Linked DNA regions of Homo sapiens: all the other regions are linked to region 3. Evidence: chromatin loops called from intact Hi-C (ENCODE). Cell type or tissue: OCI-LY7. All regions are shown on one strand.

What was found. Hi-C counts contacts between places; a loop is a spot of excess contacts. Peaks named below come from ENCODE experiments on the same cell type or tissue, not always from the same donor. Only the 100,000 strongest peaks of a DNase experiment are listed, where the experiment ranks them.
Region 1: it touches region 3 in a loop (6-fold over the local background); 17 of 110 quality-filtered maps call a loop at or near these places.
Region 2: a loop joins it to region 3, with 2.9 times the contacts of the local background. A loop is called at or near these places in 5 of 110 quality-filtered maps.
Region 4: a loop joins it to region 3, with 2.2 times the contacts of the local background. A loop is called at or near these places in 66 of 110 quality-filtered maps.

The regions. Positions count from the first base shown.
Region 1 is chr3:9,498,350-9,503,349 of GRCh38, forward strand. It overlaps LHFPL4 (LHFPL tetraspan subfamily member 4), which reads right to left. Exons shown (of 4, transcript NM_198560.3): 4 at 12-3,962. The coding sequence ends at 3,862. Among named protein-coding and RNA genes, the nearest start is that of LHFPL4, 53 kb to the right of the region's middle. RefSeq lists an enhancer at 2,977-3,702 and a silencer at 4,896-5,000. In OCI-LY7, CTCF peaks have their summits at 2,366 (motif pointing right) and 2,565; a DNase peak (open chromatin) is centred at 2,362.
Region 2 is chr3:9,479,642-9,484,641 of GRCh38, forward strand. No RefSeq gene overlaps it. Among named protein-coding and RNA genes, the nearest start is that of LHFPL4, 72 kb to the right of the region's middle. RefSeq lists a silencer at 3,590-3,790. In OCI-LY7, no CTCF peak of the experiment used is centred here; no DNase peak of the experiment used is centred here.
Region 3 is chr3:9,351,388-9,356,387 of GRCh38, forward strand. It overlaps a transcript of SRGAP3 not described here. Among named protein-coding and RNA genes, the nearest start is that of THUMPD3, 9.2 kb to the right of the region's middle. In OCI-LY7, CTCF peaks have their summits at 1,965 (motif pointing right) and 2,188; DNase peaks (open chromatin) are centred at 1,964 and 2,914; H3K4me3 peaks cover 771 bases; H3K27ac peaks cover 740 bases.
Region 4 is chr3:9,421,227-9,426,226 of GRCh38, forward strand. SETD5 (SET domain containing 5) reads left to right here. Exons shown (of 23, transcript NM_001080517.3): 2 at 3,241-3,300. Among named protein-coding and RNA genes, the nearest start is that of SETD5, 26 kb to the left of the region's middle. In OCI-LY7, a CTCF peak has its summit at 2,112; no DNase peak of the experiment used is centred here; H3K27ac peaks cover 1,332 bases.

The sequences.
Region 1 (5,000 bases), 150 kb after region 3:
GGCAGCCAGCGTGGGTGATAGAAAGTGTTTCTTTATTTGAATGTCATTCCACCTGCACTGAAGCTTAAACCCAGCAGCAGCAGAAGGGGTCAGGACCAAAATAAATGTTACCAAATTAGACAATGAACAGCGAGGACACACTCAGACAAAACTTACTAATGGGGTATAGACAACACCAAGCTATCCTAACAGCACACAGCACAGGCCCTCGGAGGCCTGCCCATCAGAGCTCTGCGGAAGGCTCCCTTGTTCCCTGTTCAGGAAACTCCAGTCCCACCCAAAGGTTAGCCGTGGGCCAGGCAGGGGCCTGCAGAAGTTTCTGGTGCTGGGAACATCCCAGCTTCTCCAAAGACAGGGTTTCCCTTTCTCTTTCTCAGTTCACACTGGAAGCTGGAGAAAGGTTATTCCCCGTGTGCCCAAGCAGGATGCTCAAAAGGCCAGGGACTCTCCCCACAGCCTTATCTAAAAGTTCTCATCATCTTGGCTATCAGGCCTGAAAAGGATCTTGATTCTTTGGTCCTCACCCCCTCAGGAAAGTTTTCCTTCATGGGTACCGGTCCCCAAAGACGAAAGTTTTCATAGCCCCGGTTCCCAGAAGGACTCAACTGACCAGACTGTGGGCCAGGGACTGAACCACCCCTAGGCTGTGGCTGCCGTGGCCTCTCCTGAGTCCCCAGATCAGGCAGAGAAAAGCGGGCAATGGCAGACCCCTGATCACAGTTAGGGGGGTCACAGTTAGGGGGGGACTTCTCTTGGGACCTGAAGCCGGAAGGCTCTAGGTTGGAGCCCAACAAGGCCCTCCTGGGGTCAGAAACAGGCACTGATCTCCTCTGCTTACCTCCTCCTGAAGGCTAAAGCCAGATCGCCCGACGAGAGCAGAGGCAAACCACAAAGCCCCCTTCCCATGATGTCTTTATTGCCCCAGGAGGGCCATCAGGGCCTCACCTGGGGCCCCCACTGGAGCACCTGCCACCTGCCCCATCCACACCTCTGCAGAACCCAGGGCCCCAGTCTATGGTTTGGTCCCCACTCTGACTTCTACCCCTTGCCTGTGTCACCCTGGGGTTCCCGCAGACTTCAGCCCACACAACTCTGCCTTCCTGACTCCAAACTCCCTGGTGCATCTCCCCCTGGCTCTGCCAAGATGGCAGCTGGCCAGGTGCGGTGGAATGGGAATGTTGCCAGGCTACCCCACCAGGGAACTAGCCTCCCTCCTCTCCACCCGGCGCTGACCCACTCCTAAGTCAGCTGGACCCACTACGTCCTCTGAAGTGGCTTCCTTCACTCCAGTTCTTCCCAAAAGGATGCGGCCTTGGCTGCCTGTGCCCCGGGCCTCCAGCCTCTGAAAGGTCAGTTCTATCCCCCGCACCAGGGCACAGGTTTGGTGGGTGTCCTTGGGGAACAAGGTGTGGCAAGGACACCTGGTGGCAGGCGTCCTTGGGGGAACAAGCTCTCCCCTCACCCAGTGCCCAGATAGCAACCCCCTCCCCACTGCCCCGCATCCTGGCTCCTTCATCCTCCTCTCCTTCCTCTGCATCCCATTCTTGCCCCCAACCCACATCTCCATTTACCTCTTCCCCGCTCCCGAGTCCTTTTTCCGCCTTTTCATCCATTTCCCCTCCCCCACCCCAAGCTCTCGGGCAGCCTCTCAGCTGGTCTCTCATCTCTCTCCACCTCTGCCCCGTCTCTCTCGATCTCTCCTCCTCGCGCTGTTTCTCTGTGCCTGTGCGTCCCCCTCGCTCCTTCTCCAATCATCTCTCATCTCCCTGTCTCTGCACCCCTCTTCTCCTCACCCCAGTGTCTTCTCCCATTCCCAGTCGCTTGCTGCGCCCCTCCCCTCACTCTCTCCTAACTCTGCTCTCCCCCTCCAACGCTGGGCTTGGTTTGCATCTTTGAGGAACTCCCTCCTACCCCAACTCCCTCCCACGGGGCTCCCGCATCCTCCCGCATTTAACTCGGACCCTCTGTCCCGCAGCGCCCCTACCCCAGGCCGACTGGACTGTCCGGGAAGGCGCCGGCGGGGAAGGGGAGCCCAGCGCTGGGACCAGAGCACTGCGGGGAGGCTTTGCCCGGGAGGAGTAAGTGGAGGAGTGAAGTCGGGACTTGGTAAGTTCCAGGTGGCAGGAACCCACTAGGTCCCAACATCTGATTCCGGCTAGGGTCCAGAGTGGGGAGACAGGCAGGGGACTTCTAGGGTCTTTCTTGGAAACCCTAACTCTCAGGTCCAAGTCCTGTGGAAATGAACACAAGGTTGGCAAACACATGGCGCTCAAGCGACCCTCTCCCCTCCGCCGAGGCCCGAGGCGGCTTCCCCTGGCATCCTGCAGGGCACCGCCCCTTCCCTGCAGGTCCAGGCCGCCAGGAGGGGGCGCTGGACGAAGCCGGTCTGCACCAGCAACTAGTGCTGAGGGAGCTGTCCAGGCCCCAGGGCAGGGAGGCTCCCCGGGAGAGATGGCTCTGCCGCCAGACCCACAGGGGAATGACGGGTGTTCAAAAAATACCAGGAGTCTCCCTCACCTGCTCCCTGCCAAGGGGAAGGGAGACGCCCCCACAGTGGGTGGAGGGGGGAGAAACTTCTCACCTGTCCCCCAACACACACACACACACACACGCTCACACGCGCACACACACGCACACACATTTCACCCACATACACATACACTCATGCCTCGGCTCCAAGCACTGCCCATAGGTGCAGACCCTGGGCATATCGCAAGGCGAGAGGTGGGCCAGGAGGAGGAAGAGGCTGGGACAGGGTAACAAGGCTTAGGAAGGGGGACAGGGGTACCCTGTTCAGAGATGACCTGCAAGTTCAAGTTATGCAGAAAAGTATCAAAGAGACAAGACAGTCTCTGCCCTTGGTAGACGCCTGGGGTATGGAGGGCATGAAAAGGGGCAGAAGGGGTAATGCATCCCCCAACTCCCCACCTCTGGGGTCCCCTCCACACCCCCAACCCTGACAACAGGGCCAAGAAGTCTGTGCTGTACAAAACAGGCCAGGGTCAAGGGTCCAGTCATTGGTGAGACATCCCAGCAGAGAGGAGGCCTGGGCAAAAGAGGCCAAGGTCAAGGGCTCAGTCATCAGTGAGATGTTCCAGCAGAGAGGAAGAGGAGGCCAGGCCAGCCCGGGCTGAGCAGCTTCTAAGCTCCAACTGCCGAGGCCACGTACCCCCTCCCGCTACCTCCAGAGCCTGAAAGTCTTTTCTGACTCTGGGCTGATCAGGGCCCCGGTCTGCAGCTGACAGCAGGGCCCTGTGCATCCCTCGGTGCAGCTCTCCCTCAGGGTGAGCTGGGAGCAGGCCGGAATGGAGCAGAGGAGGTCCCAGGGGAGACTGGTGGCACCTGGAGCTTTGTGGCAGATGTGGTGGAACCAACATCAGCCAAAAAAGAAAAAAAAAAAAAGTAGGAAAGAGTCCAGCCCACCCTGGAGCAGTATCTAGAATAAATTTCTTGAAGAGGCAGGGACCAGAAGAGGTGCGGATACAGCCAGGCGGCAGCCCTCCAGACTGAGGGGGCCTGGGGAGCTGGAACTACAGCTCCGCTCTCCCTGGGGATCTGCAGGGACCTCCAGGCCAGTCTAGAGAGGAGAGGAGAAGCCCAAGGGCCTACGCAGATGCAGGCTCCCTTAGGTCAAATTGAGGGAGGAGCAAGAATTAGACCCTCCCAAGGTTTGGAGGGCCTCTCCTCTCCCCCAGGCCACATCCAGGCTTTCCTCTCCTCAAAGCCTGGAGCTTGCAGGGTAGTCGGTGAGAAGTAAGTCTGAGATCAGGGTCTTCCCTCAGAGCTTGAATGGAGTGACGAGAGGGCAGAAGGCAGGACAAGCTGAGGTCAGGCCAATTACTGGGCTGTGATCCTGGCCTTTCAGGGTCCCTGTGAGTGAGCCACGGGGCAGGGAAGGACTCCCCATCCAGAGACATCACCCCCGGGCCGCAACACGGAGCTTACTGTAGAGCCCACAAAATCTAAGAGAGAGAGAGAGAGAGAGAAGGAGAGAGAATTAGAGAAAGTCAGAGGCTGCCTGGGCATTCAGGCTTTCCTTGCACATTCCCCAGGGCACAAGTGGGCAGAGGGGCCGGGCGCGGTGGCTGACGCCTGTAATCCCAGCACTTTGGGAGGCTGAGGCGGGTGGATCACTTGAGGTCAGGAGTTCAAGACCAGCCTGATCAACATGGCACAACCCTGTCTTTACCAAAAATACAAAAAATTAGCCGGGCATGGTGGTGCATGCCTGTAATTCCAGCTACTTGGGAGGCTGAGGCAGGAGAATCGCTTGAACCCAGGAGGCAGAGATTGCAGTGAGCCAAAATTGCACCACTGCACTCCAGCCTAGGCAAAAAGTGTGAAACTCCATCTCAAAAAAAAAAAAAAGGTCAGAGGGGCAGAGGGGCAGACTGCACAAGCGCTGAAATCCTAGCCTCACCTGACCAGCAGGATGGCCTTGAGCAAGCCATTTAACCTCTCTGAGCCCCGATTTTCTCATCTGCAAAATAAGGATCATAGCCTACCTCACAGGGTAATTCCGAAGGGTCAAAAAGAGACAAATAATGACAGCCAAGGACTTGGCAGTGTTTGGTCATAGAATATGCTGGAAATGGAAGCAATTTATTTATCTATTTTTTCTTTGGTTCCAGAGGTCTTCTTTAAATATATATATATATTTCTTTCTTTTTAATAGAAACTGGGTTTTGTTACATCGCCCAGACTGGTCTTGAACGTGTGGGCTCAAGCGATCCTCCTGCCTCAGCCTGTAGCTGGGACCACAGGTGCGCGCCATGGCTTTTGGCTCGGAGGTCTTTGGGTTAAAACTGAAGTGGGAGGCTCACTCATCTTGAACTCCCAGTGAGGGACGGAGACTCCCTGGACACTGAAGGGAGGAAAACTGGGGCTCCTTTACATTGATTTTTAACACTGAGTTGTTAGGGGGCTTTGGGAAGGGAGGAGAAGGACACCGAGGGGGCCCACTTCACATCAGTCACATCCCCACACCCCTTCTTGAGAAA
Region 2 (5,000 bases), 130 kb after region 3:
GAAGTGATTGGAGTCAGGATATGTTTTGCAAGTACACAGCAGAACTTGCCAATGGATTGAATTGGCAGTATTCTAACATTTGTTTGACAAATGTTTACTGAGTAACTAAGGTAGACTGCAGTTTGCAAAGCACATAAGGGATTCAAAGATGAAGATGCTATTTATTAGTTGAAGGAGTTTAGAAATGGAAGGCTGGGCGTGGTGGCTCATGCCTGTAATCCCAGCACTTTGGGGGGCCAAGGCAGGCGGATCACAAGATCAGGAGTTTGAGACCAGCCTGAACAACATGGTGAAACCCTGTCTCTACTAAAAATACAAAAATTAGCCGGGCGTGGTGGTGCGTGCCTGTAATCCCAGCTCCTTGGGAGGCTGGGGCAGGAGAATCGCTTGAACCCAGGAGGCAGAGGTTGCAGTGAGCCGAGATCGTGCCACTACACTCCAGCCTGGGCGACAGAGCGAGACTCCGTCTCAAAAGAAAATAGAAAGTGGAAACATAACAAAACCACTTGTTTTATTAGAAGATCCCTCCAAAATGCCCTAGGAATACCTAGGTAACCTACCACCAACCACAACCTGATTCTACCTGGGTTAGGAAGAGAATAGTGTGCATGATCTTTAGAAAGTGTTTCCATATACAGTGTCTTATTTTGACTCATAATTCTGTGAAGAAAGCAAGCCAAATGCCAGAAGTTAAAGATGAGAAATTGAGACCTAGTACAGTGTTTCAGCTATAGCACTGGGCTTCTGATAATGAATAAAACTAACTGATTTCTGCCATAATTGGAAGGTTCTGTTCCATGACCATTGGCTGAACACCTACTGTGTGCTAGGCTATATCTGAGGTGCTGAGAATATCAAGGTAAGACAGTCAACTGCCCATTCAGAGTTAACCTATTTGCTATTCTTTTCAAGTACTTACTGTGTTGCTAGGGACTTTGCTTTTGATATGGTGTAAATCAGAGGTGTCCAATCTTCTTGGCTTCCCGGGGCCACACTGGAAGAATTATTCAACATGTAAAATACACTAACAATAGCTAATGAGCTTAAAAATATATATATATTTTAAGAAAGTTATGATTGTGTTAGGCCGCATTCAAAGCCATCCTGGGCCACGTGCAGCCCGTGGTCTGTGGGTTGGACAAGCTTGGTGTAAATAGAAGCTAGACAATATTAATTAAAGAGGCCAGTGCAACAGTGGCACCTTCTATGTCACTTTACACTTTCCTGGACTCCACTTAAGTCATCAGCTACCTCATTTACATGTAACAATGTGCAAGGTAGGTATAAGTTCAGAAGATACAACTTATTCAAGATTTCTCTCTTTTAAGTGGCAGACCCAAACCAACAGTTTTGGAAATTTTGCAGTTAACCCAGAAAACAAATAGAAACAGCTAGAGATGCTGTGACACTATGACCAGAAATCACTTACCTAGCTGAAAAAGTATATGGTACCCTTTACTGTCTTAAAAACAGCAGTCTGGCCCTTTTGCCCCCCAGGTGTCAGTTTGACAGTGTAGGGTTCTCTGTTTAGCAGAGGTTACCATGAAGAAAAAAAAAAAATGCAGTTGTCCAAACGAAGCAGGCCCTTTGCTTTTAAACTGCACTGATGACAACCCGCATAATCTGCTGTGAGGCTCAGAGAAAGGAGTTGACCGAGGGTTCGTTCTGTTTTTATTTTAAGAGACAGGGTCTCACTCTGTCACCCGGGCTGGAACGCAGTGGCATAATCGTAGCTCACTGCAGCCTTAACCCTCCAGGGCTCAAGCAATTCTCCTGCACCACCACGCCCAGCTAATTATTTTTTTGTAAAGACAGGGTCTTGCCATATTGCCCAGGCTGGGCTCAAACGATCCTCCTGCCTCAGCCTCTAAAGTGCTGGGATTACAGGCATGAGCCGCCACACCTGGCCTGCCAGGGGTTCTTAAAATGGTCAGTTCTAAAGATAGATGATGGAAACAGTTTGGAGGAGAGCATAGTCATTGAAGGAGATGGTGCTCTTGTAACTTTTACCTGCTCCTGCATTAAAAAATTAACTGGCAGGGATTCTGAAATCATGGTTTTACTATTTCTCAAATTACCCGTTAAAGCACCACAAAGCAGCCATGATAGGAAACCTGGAAACCTTGGACAACTTGACAGCAAAACTAGGTATCCCCAGAAACCCCCAAACAAAAAACGGGTAGAGATAAACCACTAATAGCCACAAGACCAGCATGGTATCACCATCTGTTCTAGTGGAAGCAATGGCACATCTGATGGATCTCAGAACTTCAAAATAACAAGTACTCACTTGAGGCCGGGAGTGGTGGCTCACGCCTGTAATCCCAGCACTTTGGGAGGCCAAGGCGGGCGGATCACGAGGTCAGGAGATCAAGACCATCCTGGCTAACACGGTGAAACCCCATCTCTACTAAAAATACAAAAAATTAGCCGGGCGTGGTGGCAGGAGGCTGAGGCAGGAGAATGGCGTGAACCCGGGAGGCGGAGCTTGCAGTGAGCCAAGATTGCGCCACTGCACTCCAGCCTGGGTGACAGAGCGAGACTCTGTCTCAAAAAAAAAAAAAAAACTCACTTGAAAGCTCACCAAGCCAATTTGAGAACAGCAGCTGAAACTAGGTGGCGTTTGCAGTGAGTACAAAGGATGCTTGATTAGGCCTGAAAGGGCTGGAGTGGTCTGGACCTAAGAAACTTAATTCAAAGCCCTTACAGGACAATGCCCCACACCAAAATTCCTTGTTAGAATCCAAACTGAACAGGACATGCAAAATGAAGGAAGGGGGTGTGGAGGGATTAAATTTATTAGATTAAATGAAGTATTTTGAAAAATAAAATTATGATTATCCCATAAAATTCAGAATGTACTATCCTTACAGAAATAATATAAAGATATTAAATAACTTGTTCTTTAACTCCTGAGAGAAACAATTGTTCATAAAGTTGCAAGCATATTCTGTGTTGAATTGTTGAATTTAAATAGCTATGGTTCACACAGTCCATATTTCAATATTTCACATACACACCAAAAATGAGAATACAACCATGAAATGAAAAACTATCATAAGTCATGCCTGTTTTTTAAAAGTGCAAAATCACTAATTTCATATAAAAATGGATAACAGAAAAACGCAAGTCTTAAAAAGCTACAAGTAAAAATGAGCAGAATAACATCTATAGAGACAATCAAAGTATGCCAAAGACATGCAGGTAAAACATTAAAAAGTAACAAATGGCAGGGCATGGTGGCTCACACCTATAATCCCAGCACTTTGAGAGGCCAAGGTAGTTGGATCACTTGAGGTCAGTAGTTTGAGACCAGCTTGGCCAACATGGTGAAACCCCATCTCTACTAAAAATACAAAAATTAGCCCGGCATGGAATTAGCCAGGCATGGTGGTGCACGTCTATAATCGCAGCTATTCGGGAGGCTGGGGCATGAGAATCGTTTGAACCTGGGAGGTAGAGGTTGCAGTGAGCTGAGATCACACCACTGCACTCCAGCCTGGGCAACAGAGTGAGACCCATCTCAAAAAAAAAAATTCTTTATTTTCAAAAGTAACAAATATCTCAGGAAACCAGAAGTAGAGAGGAACTTACTCAATTAGAACATTTACAAAAACCTAGATGCTTTTCTTGATAAGGTCAGGAACAAGGCAAGGATGTCCCCTCTTATCACTCCTTTTTAATATTGTACTGGAAGTCCTAACCAATGCAATAGGACAAGAAAGGGAACTAAAAGGGGTATATATTGAGAAGGAAGAAATAAAACTTCATATTCACAGATGACATGATTGTTGATGTAGAAAATCCAAAAGAACCCTAAATAGCCCTCCAAGACCTCTGGAACTAATTAAGCAATTATAGCAAGACTATAGGATACAAGATTGTTGTGCAGAAGTTAATCACATTTCTGTATATTAGCAATGAAAAATGGAATTTGAAATTTAAAACAAAGCCAGGCATGGTAGTGCACACCTGTAGTCCCAGCTACTTGGAAGGCTGAGGTGGGAGGATCACTTGAGCCCAGGAGTTCAAGGCTGCAGTAAGCCATGATCGTACCACTGCACTCCAGCCTGGATGACAGAGCAACACTCTGATACTAAAAAATAAACACAAGACCATTTAAATTAGTGCCCAAAGGCCAGGCGCAGTGGCTCACGCCTATAATCCCAGCACTTCAAGAGGCTGAGGCAGGCAGAGCACCTGAGGTCAGGAGTTCGAGACCAGCCTGGCCAACATGGTGAAACTCCGTCTCTACTAAAAATACAAAAATTAGCCGGGCGTGGTGGAGGACGCCTGTAATCCCAACTACTCAGGAGGCCGAAGCAGGAGAATCACTTGAACCCAGCAGACAGAGATTGCAGTGAGCTGAGATCACGCCACTACACTCCAGCCTGGGCAACAGAGCGAGACTCCGTCTCAAAAATAAATAAATAAATGCATAAATAAATAAATAAATAAATAAATAAATAAAATTAAAATAAATTAGTACCCTAAAATGAAATACTTAGGTGTAATTCCAACAAGATACGTATAAGACCTGCATGACGAAAACTATAAAACTAATGAAAAAAATCAAAGATCTAAATAAATAGAGGTGTTCATGAATAGGAAGACTAGTATTGTGAAGATATCAGTTCTTCTAAACATGATCTATAAATTCAATGCAATCCCAACCCAAATACCAGCTAGTTATTTTGTAGATATCAACAAGCTGATTCTAAAGGGGGTTTGTCTGTTTTGTTTTGTTTTTTAAGGCAGGGTCTTGTGCTGTTATGTAGGCTGGAGTGCAGTGGCATGATCTTAGCTCATTGCAATCCCTACCTCCCAGGTTGAAGTGATTCTCCTGCCTCAGCCTTCTGAGTAGCTGGGATTACAGGTGTGCACCCCTATGCCCGGCTAATTTTTGTAGTTTTAGTAGAGATGGTCTCACCACATTGGCCAGGCTGGTCTCGAACTCCTGACCTCAAGTGATCTGCCTGCCTCAGCCTCCCAAATTGCTG
Region 3 (5,000 bases):
AAAGGCTAAATATCCTTTTGCAAGTTGGTGGAAGATCTAGGACCAATCTTAATCGCGTTAGAGTTCCAATTCACAAGCATCCTTCAATAAGGGATCCCAATTCACAAGCATCCCTCAATAAGGTCAGTAGAGTTAGAGGGATTGAACCCCATATTCCCTCCTCCCTGAGGGAAGAAGAAGAGCCTGGAACAGTCATGTGCTGCGTAACAAAGTTTTAGTGAATGCATGGACCGCATATACAAAAGTGGTCCCATAAGATTATAATACTCTATTTTTCCTGTACCTTTTTTATGTTTAGATACACATATACTTACCATTGTGTTACAATTGCCTACAGTATCCAATACAGTAACATACTGTCAGGTTTGTAGCCTAGGAGCAACAGGCTGTATCAAACAGCCTAGGTGTTGTCAAATTATACCCCCAGTTAACAGACAAAATGGATTCTCTGTGGCTCAAAAGTAAAAACAGACCCAAGGGGCCATGGAAGGGTGAGGGAGCAGTCAAGCTCTTCGTGTCCTTAGAGAATGCTGCAAAACCTGTTTTTCTGCAACCAAGTCAAAGAAGAGTTCCTGGAAACAACGGCAGCTGGGAATTCCCCAGTTGACCACCACAAGACCACCTCCTGCCAACAGACAACCTGGAACCAGCCAATTAAGAGAGACTGGTGATTTGGGGCTTTAAGGCCATCTAATCGACACTCTGTTTCTGACTCCCCTGATTACCCTCCCCTGTCCTGCAGTTTTTGCCTTTATAATCTCTAACTTTCCACCCTGCTTAGAGCCCACTTCTGTTTTACACCTGAAGCTGCATTTCCCCAATCTGCAGATTGTTTTTTACAGAAAATAAAACTCTCCCCTTTTCCTCCACAGATGTTATGGACATTTTTTTTTTTTTTTTTTTTGAGATGGAGTCTCACTCTGTCACCCAGGCTGAAGCACAGTGGCACGATCTCAGCTCACTGCTGCCTCCACCTCCCAGCTTCAAGTGATTCTCCTGCCTCAGCCTCCTGAGTTGCTGGGATTACAGGCACGCATCACTACGCCTGGCTAATTTTTGTATTATTAGTAGAGATAGGGTTTCACCATGTTGACCAGGCTGGTCTCAAACTCCTGACCTCAGGTGATCCACCCACCTCGGCCTCCCAAAGTGCTGGGATTACTGGCGTGAGCCACCATGCCTGGCCTCATGGTCTTTTGTTAACAGTGTGTAGCTGGCTATGGGTTCACACAATGACAAAATCACCTAACAGCACATTTCTCGGATCATATCCCCTTCTTTTAGCAATGCATGTCTGTAGTTAAGAGCTCTGCAGCTGGGGTCAGGCCACCTTGGTGTGCGTTTGAATCTTGGCTCTAAGTCTCATCAACTCTGTGACTTTAGGCCAGTTAGTTAGCCTCAATTTCATCACCTGTATAACACGGCTAATAAGAATATCTACCCCCATAGACTATTATGTGATATACAGGTAAAACTCTGCCTCAACTGAGTATGTGCTCTGTAAATGCTGATTTCTGTTGTTGTTCCCTGAGTGTCCTGATTGGTTTACCATGAATCAAGCAGTACTACAGTCCCAAGGCCACAGTCTCTAGGGCTGTTGTTGATGCTGAGCCTATGTGGCTTTATCATCATTGTCCCTGCTGATCTTGCTGGTGATTCTGCTTTGCCTTTGGCACCGTGTTGCTGCTGCAGTGACCACTGCTGAGGGATCCTGTCCCTTTCTTTGCTCATTTGTTGCACTTCCTGCTTCCTGCAGCTGCCCCTTTGTGCAGGAGACCTGATGGCTATCCATGTTTACCTACAACATTCTCCCTTGTCAGTGCTCTTTTCGTTCCTCTGATATCACACAGGGAGGAGAGAATGGAAGTTTCCCAGATTCAGGACATTCGCTGTATTTGACTCCTATACTAACTCAATTTGTGTTTTCTGTGCTTTGCAAAAGCAGTGTTTCAGCAGGAGGAACCACTAGGTGGCAGGGGTGCTGCATTCCCCAGCTCATGACCTTCTTCCAGTAATCTCAGTTATAAGGATACAGTTCCTTTCCAAACGAATGAGCTGCTTTTAAATCAACTTACTTATCAACATGAAATTCAAGGAGAAGAATAAATTTCATATACATTCTCTTGAAAATTTACTGTGATGGCACTAAGTCCACCAACAAGCTCTCACAGGGGTTATGTTACTAAAGCGGTTTTATAGCCCTTGGCTTGAAAGGGCACGGGAAAAGTAAATAAGCCTCTGCTTGCTTAGAGCACAGCCAAAGCTGATTGTATTTCCCTCTAGTTGTTAACACCTGACAGGACAAAGGTCCTTCGGGTTAAAGGTTCATGGACTCCTAGGCTATTATTTCATTAATAAGATTATATTAATAGATACATCTCTTATCTCTCAATGAGGTCCCAAAAGGTTTTCTTGGGGGAGATGGAATTTCAGTAGTGTACTGAATGAAAAGCAGGTGTAGGGGCATCCTTCTTTCAATTACATCCCCACAGGAATCCAACTGGCCAAGTGGGATCTTCTTTTAACAAAATAGATTGGGGAGTACAAGGAAGGGAGGAGAGGTAAAGGCCAGGAGTGCCAATGAAACCCTTGTCTCACAGTGCGGGGGATCAAGAGATGCTGTGCATAACTGACAGAACAAGAAGATGTTTAATACTAATATATCCCTTACACTTAAAAGGTAAATTTAATGTAGAGGAACAAACTACATTGGGTTGTAGCTATAATGGCAGAAGAAGGAAGGGGGCGACAGGATGGTGGTAATGTTAATAGGCTAAACTTCAAGTACCATAACAAAGTCCGCAGATAATAGCAAAAATTGAAAAAGCAAGAAATGGCACTACAAACGTGTCTTTTAGAGCCATGAAGGTAATCACCATAGAAACGAAAAGCAGAAGTGGCTAACAGTCCTTGCCTCTCTCTGCAGGAGAGGAAGAAGGTGGGCAAGGGAGTGGCTGTGCTATCTGACTTTCTACCCAGGACCTTGTTTTACTTTAAGAATAGGCAAGGAGGCCGGGCGCGGTGGCTCATGCCTGTAATCCCAGCACTTTGGGAGGCCGAGGCGGGTGGATCACGAGGTTAGGAGATCGAAACCATCCTGGCTAACACGGTGAAACCCGGTCTCTACTAAAAAACACAAAAAAAATTAGCCGGACATGGTGGCAGGCGCCTGTACTCCCAGCTACTGAGGAGGCTGAGGCAGAAGAATGGTGTGAACCCGGGAGGCGGAGCTTGCAGTGAGCCGAGATTGCGCCACTGCACTCCAGCCGGGGTGACAGAGCGAGACTCCATCTCAAAAAAAAAAAAAAAAAAAAGAATAGGCAAGGATAGGAAGACATTAAGGTAAAAAAGATATCCAGGTTTGTGGGAACAAGCACCACTGAGCTCCTCCTCATTTGTGTCACTATATCTGATATGAATCATCACACTTAATCATATGCTTGTTTACTCTTTAGTTTAATATAACCACTACTTCCAGTTAGAAAGAAATGAGTGGCTTCAATTTCTACATGTAATGTTACCTGTCTCAAACTGGCATTTTCTAGCAAGATCCATTTTAGTCAATATTTTCCAAGGAGGTCATCTGGTTCTTTCTGATATAAACGAACATACCATTTTTCTTTGTAATAAACCAGAACCATAAAGAGCATATGTGCCCACTTGTACTTACTTTGTGACAGTTTAGCCTCGTTCTTGGCCATGCATCTGTCAGCAGGACATGGTTACTCTAAACCAGCAAATCTGCTAAGTCTGACCCTCAAACTTCCTCTCCTTTCTTTTCAAACCCAAATCTAAAACACCAGCAATGACAGCCCATCCTTCAAAACACCCCAGAATTTGACAGTTCTCACCACACCCACCCCTAATATCCTAGTTTGAGATATCATCATCTCTCACTTGGACCAATGAAATCACCTAGTAACTGCTTCCATTCCTGCTCCCTAACATTGTCCAGGCAGCAGCCAGAGTGATTGTCTGTTTGTTCGTTTGTTTTGGTCAGGCACGGTGATAATTTGTGAGACACTGACTTCTACGATGTATCCATCCCATCTCTCTTCCACCTCTATCCTGCTCACTCCTCTGCAGCCTCACTGGCCACCTGGCTATTCCTAGGCCCTGCTGAATATGCTGAGGCCTTCTGCCTGGGATGCTCCCCTCCTGGCTATCTAAATAGCTTGCTCTGTTGTTTCATTCAGGGTCTACTTTGTCACCTTATCAAAGAGGCTTTACCTGACCACCTGACATACAATAGACATATTCCTCCACCTCTCCAGCACCGTCCACCAACCACCTTGCTTAATTTTTCTCCCTAATGCTTATTACCACAGAAATGTGATGTATATATTTTCTGTATTATCTGTTTCTTCCATTAGAACACAAGTAATTTATAAAGTAAAGACATTTATTTCTCACATTTCTGGAGGCTGGAAAGTCCAATGTCAAGGTGCTGGCATCTGGTGAGGGCCTTCTTGCTATGTCACCCCACGGCAGAAGGCAGAAGGGAAAGAGAACACACATGAGAGGGAGAAGGGAGCAAAACTCATCCTTTTATCTGGAATCCACTCCTGCAATAATTAACCTACTTCCATGATAACAGCATTAATTCATTCATCTAGGTAGAGCCCTCATGATCTAATCACAGCTTAAAGATCCCACTTCTCAACACTGTTCCAATGGGGCTTAAGTTTCAAACACATGAACTTTGGTGGCACACATTCAAACCACAGTAACATACTACCGGTGAACAACATGGGATAGAGAGATATTTCCTGAACCGTGAGACCTGTTTATGGGACTTTTTTTTCTTTTTTTTTTTTTTTTTTTGAGACAGGATCTCACTGTCACCCAGGCTGGAATACCATGGCACGATCTTGGCTCACTGCAACCTCCACCTCCCAGGCTCAAGCAATCCTCCCACCTCACCCTCCTAAGTAGCTGGGACCACAGGTATGCACTATCATGGCCAGCTAATTTTTTTTTTTTTTTTTTTTTTTTTTTTT
Region 4 (5,000 bases), 70 kb after region 3:
TTTTCTGAGGTCACTAATTATGTTGTAGGCTAGAACTCAAGTCTCCTAACTCCTAATATAGTGCCTTTTTTTTCTTTTCTTTTTTTATTTTTTTAGGAGATGGGTCTCACTATGTTGCCCAGGCTGGTCTTAAACTCCTGGGCTCAAGCAATCCTCCTGCCTCAGCCTCCCAAAGTGCTAGGATTACAGGTGCAAGCCACCGCACCTGGCCTCTAAGAGTGCTTTTTCCTAGCATACTTTTCTTCTCCTAAGGTAAAAGGCTGTTTGTCATGGTACAGCTACGGTGATTTTACTTGAGATATTTGACTTTGAGATGGAGATGAAGATAAGTATATAATGCAGCTGCCACATTCATTCTCATACAAGGTAAAGTCATTCAAAAGATAAATCGAAGAACTATAGATGTATTTAAGAAGAAATTCAGCCTATATGTAACAACAAAATTTTGAATAATCAAGTTCAGAAATTGGATTTTTAAAAACTTATTAGCTACTTTAACCCTTTTGAAATATTCCCAAAAAGTGTTTTCTCTTCCTGAGTTAAATTTATTCATTTATTGACCTATTAAAGATTTTTTTAGTGCTTCAGAGCTATTCTGTATATCTGTTCATTTTCGTTATTTAGTAGTATATAGAAGTAATAGATTGGGCTGAATAGATTTATTTCAGGATATATCTTAGATATTTGTGTTTTTTCATGAATCCCAGTTTAAGGGTTATTGCTTTCAAAAGGAAGAAATTTGGTTAGTCATGACTTTTGGCTAGTTGAAGTTTAGAGAAGTGCTTTATACAGGATCTTTTATTTAGTGAGAAAAAAATAACTTTTTATAATTTTATAATACTGTGTGAAAAACCTGATACCAAAACTTCTGAAAAAGAAACCAGGCCTAGGAGATGAGGATTCTAGGGAAGATTATTAAATTGAGGATATTTTTAAGTTAGATTCTAAATTAGTAAATCGTGGCTAATAAGATGAAAATAATCTGATCCTTTAGTAAGATCTGAAGTAATATTGTTGCCCTGCAAAAAAGTGGTTGTTATCAGCATACCTTATATGTCAGCCTAAGCAAGATTAGATTTTCTCTTTTCTCTGATAGATGCCAATATTTAACATTGACTTTTATCTACTTTCAAAAATATCTATGAAATATACTTTCTGTCTCTGAATTAGAGTGTATGTATATTTGTGTTTACTTGAAATGTTATAGCTGGATGATAGATTTCAGAGCAGTTTTTATGCTTAGGGAAGCCACTGCCTCCCAAAAAGGTTTTCTTATGAGAATGAGGAAAATAAGTATAAATTTTCATATTTATGTTATTACTATTGATGTGCTTGGATAATTGTATTTATAAAAGTAAAAAATGTTCAGTATTTTATCTGAAATTTAATAATGGATATTGTACAGCCTAAGGAATTAAAAGAAAAAGGACCCTTTGAGAAAATGGCTTGTTCTTATGTATCTTAATATATACTGTGTTCACTTTATGTTTTGTCAGACACTGAAATTGAGGAAGAGAGATTTTGGCGTTCTGTTGGTTTATGGAGAGAGTTGATCAGAGATTGCTCCTTGGCTGAGTTGCTGTCTGCATAGGCTGTTAACAATTGTTTCTCTGGCAGCAGATCTTGTTCATCAGGATTGCATCATTTCTGGGAGAATGGCCAAGGTCCACAGCCTCAATACAAAGACTGTCTGAAGCATATGAGGCCTGTTCTCTTTCTGAAGCGGCACTCCTCTTCCTGCCAGTCCTCTTCACAGGATTACTGAAGCAGACTTGTTCTGAATTTCTTTCGTTGGATTGGTTGTTTATTGGACTTTTGTCTGCCAGCTGCTTCCGCCTCACCTGTCTGATGCAATTTCTTCTTCTGAAATCTGTTGGAATTGTTCATAAAACACTTTTTGTTTGTCTTCTCTGTGAGTGACCAGGGAGATCATACAGGTCTTGTGCTTTCAGCAAGTCATATAGAGAAGAGACTGTCAGAATGATGATACAGAGACTGTTGGCCATTTCTGAAACCAATTAAAAAGATGGGGTAATTAAGAAACATTTCTGGCATGTTCTATTTAACATCCTTTTCCCTAGAAACTGTATGTAAATGGCACCTCCTAAAGAGAGTACTCGGTACTACTGGAAGATACAGGCTGTGTCTGTTTCTGAATCCAAGAACTTACTAGTGTTCCTGTGGATTCTGATGGATTGTTCTGGAAATAGTTAAATTAATAATAAATTGAAACTGTGATGCATTCATTTACCCCCTACTGTACACTCACATCTATTTCGCTGTTTTCCTCCTTTCCTTTTTTTCTTTCTTATTTGCTATTGCTTCTTCCTTGATTTACTTTATTTCTTCCTTCCTTTTACTGTTACTTTGATACTTTTATTTCTCTAATTCTGGGTGTACTATTTTAAATCGTTTCTAAAAAATAGTTTATTTTCCAGTTTTTTAAAATTAGAAATCATAAAACATCAACATAAATGAAATGCATGCGTTCTAATGCTTGGTAACTGGAATCCTATGAATAGCTCTTTTCATGTTTATGATATGTTAATCTTTAAGGTGTTAATAACTCTGGCTAGCGTTAAATTTGACTTTTAGGAAAAAACACCAGAGACTTAAAGGATACTGATCATTTTCCCTTCCTTTTTGGAAGGTAGAAAATTAATTTAAGCGCCATTTTTTAAGCATGTTTCCATTTGACCGCAAATAGAACTGACTCCTTTTTATCACTCTTTTTTATAGTAGGACAAGAAACTAGATGGTGTGGAATGAAGGGAAAGAAAGGAGTAATAAATATGGACTTGTAATTTAATGGGTGATGATGGCCCCTTGTCTGGCTGGACAGTTGTCGGACATCGGGTTAAAGAAAGAACTCTGAATTTGAGAAGTGTTCAGTGAAGAAGGGAAGCACCTTTTAGGAGAGAGAAAAAGAAGGGATCCCTTGGAAAATGAGATAATTCTAATTTGAAGGAAGAGGAAAAATTAGCCAGTGACATAAGTATTTACCATTTAAGTCAAATAATTTCCTTCTCTACCATCTCGTTTCTGGCTTTATGGAAAAATAAAAAATTAAAGGGCAAAAAATTCAGTGCCGGATGGACGTAGGGTGGTAAACGAGATAGTATAGATGTAGGATGATAAACAAGACAGTATACAGAAACATAATATAGCTGTAGAATTCCATTCTGTGTGTTCATCAATGTTATTTCTTTCTGTACTAATTTTTGTCTCAACTTTTTCTAGGTCTTCAGAACTACTAGCAGATAATTTGGGGGGACTTCATATTCAGAAGTCTATATAAAGGTGACTGACCCAAGTAAATCCTTTTAATTTCTGTTTTATTTTTTGCATTTTAATGACTGCTGGAATCATGTTGTAGTAAATTGTGATTATAATTTACTTAGCAGATATTTCTGGAACTTCTCTACGTGTCAGTTATTGTTTTGGCCATTGAAACTACAGCAGTGGATAAAAATCCCTGTTCTCATAGAGTTTATATTCTGGTAGGAAAAAACAAACAAATTATAATAAGAAAATACTGCATTTAGATGATCTGTTAAATGTTCCTCGGTTAACATTTTAATAGCTACATTTTACAGAGTTACTTAGGGAAGGAACTATTCTTAGGGTAATATTTGAGAAATTTGGGATTATTAACAGAATTTGAATTAAGAAGCCTCATCATTATTAAAGCATTAGTTAGAATGAGATGGTCAAGCTAACCTATTATGGTTGCTTTCATCAGAAGAATGAAACAGTCATGTTAAACTAGACACAAGGAAAATGGAATAATTTTTATGAAATAGAAATTTATAGTTACCGACAATGTTTCTTTTTTTTTTTTTTTTTTTTTTTGAGACAGAGTATCATTCTTGTTGTCCATGTTGAAGTGCAATGGTACAGTCTTGACTCACTGCAACCTCCGGCTCCCGGGTTCAAGCGATTCTCTTGCCTCAGCCTCCCAAGTAGCTGGGATTACAGGCGTCCGCCATCGTGCCCGGCTAATTTTTTTGTATTTTTAGTAGAGACAGGGTTTCACCGTGTTAGCCAGGCTGGTCTTAAACTCCTGACCTCAGGTGATCCGCCCACCTCAGCCTCCCAAAGTGTTGGAATTACAAGCGTGAGCCACTGCACCGGGCTGACTTAATGTTTCTTAAGGATTCATCAACTATCCAAAATAGCTGGGTTGGTGTTTCATTAGTGAATGTAGCAATCATTTATTCACTCATTAAGATGTTATCTGAAGTAACTTTTCCATCTTTTCCTTTTAGTATATCTTTTAAAAATTGCTCTAGGAAAAATATCAACTATCATCTTGGGTTTATAACTTGTCTTTTATCTAGAAACTGTACTTTTTTTTTTTTTTTTTTTGGAGAAAGAGTTTCACTTTTGCTCAGGCTGGAGTGCAGTGGCCCTGTCTCAGCTCACTGCAGTCTCTGCTTCCCAGATTCAAACGATTCTCGTGCCTCAGCCTCCCAAGTAGCTGGGATCACAGGCATATGCCAACATGCCCAGCTAATTTTTGTATTTTTAGTAGAGATAGGGTTTCACCGTGAAACCATGCATTTTTTAAATGGGTGTACAGTCGTAATGGCTACAACAAAGGGTTTTTAATGATATTAAGTACGGTTTTTGGTTTAAGTCTTTTACTGAAAATATAAAACAATTCAGATTCCCTTTGCTGATCAGGGGAGGTACGGTGATAATCAGACTTTCATATGATTATCTGGTCAGACAGCTTTGGGGCTTTTCTTTTAATCTGAATTATACAGTAAGACTAATAGAAAGAGTAGTGACCAACAGCCCCCAGTATTTAACTGTCTTTTGGGTTTACTTGATGAGTGTTCTTGTTTTATCATTTACAGATTTTACTTCAATTTCCCAAAGGCTTAGAAGATGTACTGCCAAGGTCTCTGTTTGGATATACTGTTAGGGAAAGGAAACATACATGTGTAAGACTGGCCTAAAGGCAAAAAAGTTCATCAGTCCCTTTTTTTTTTTTT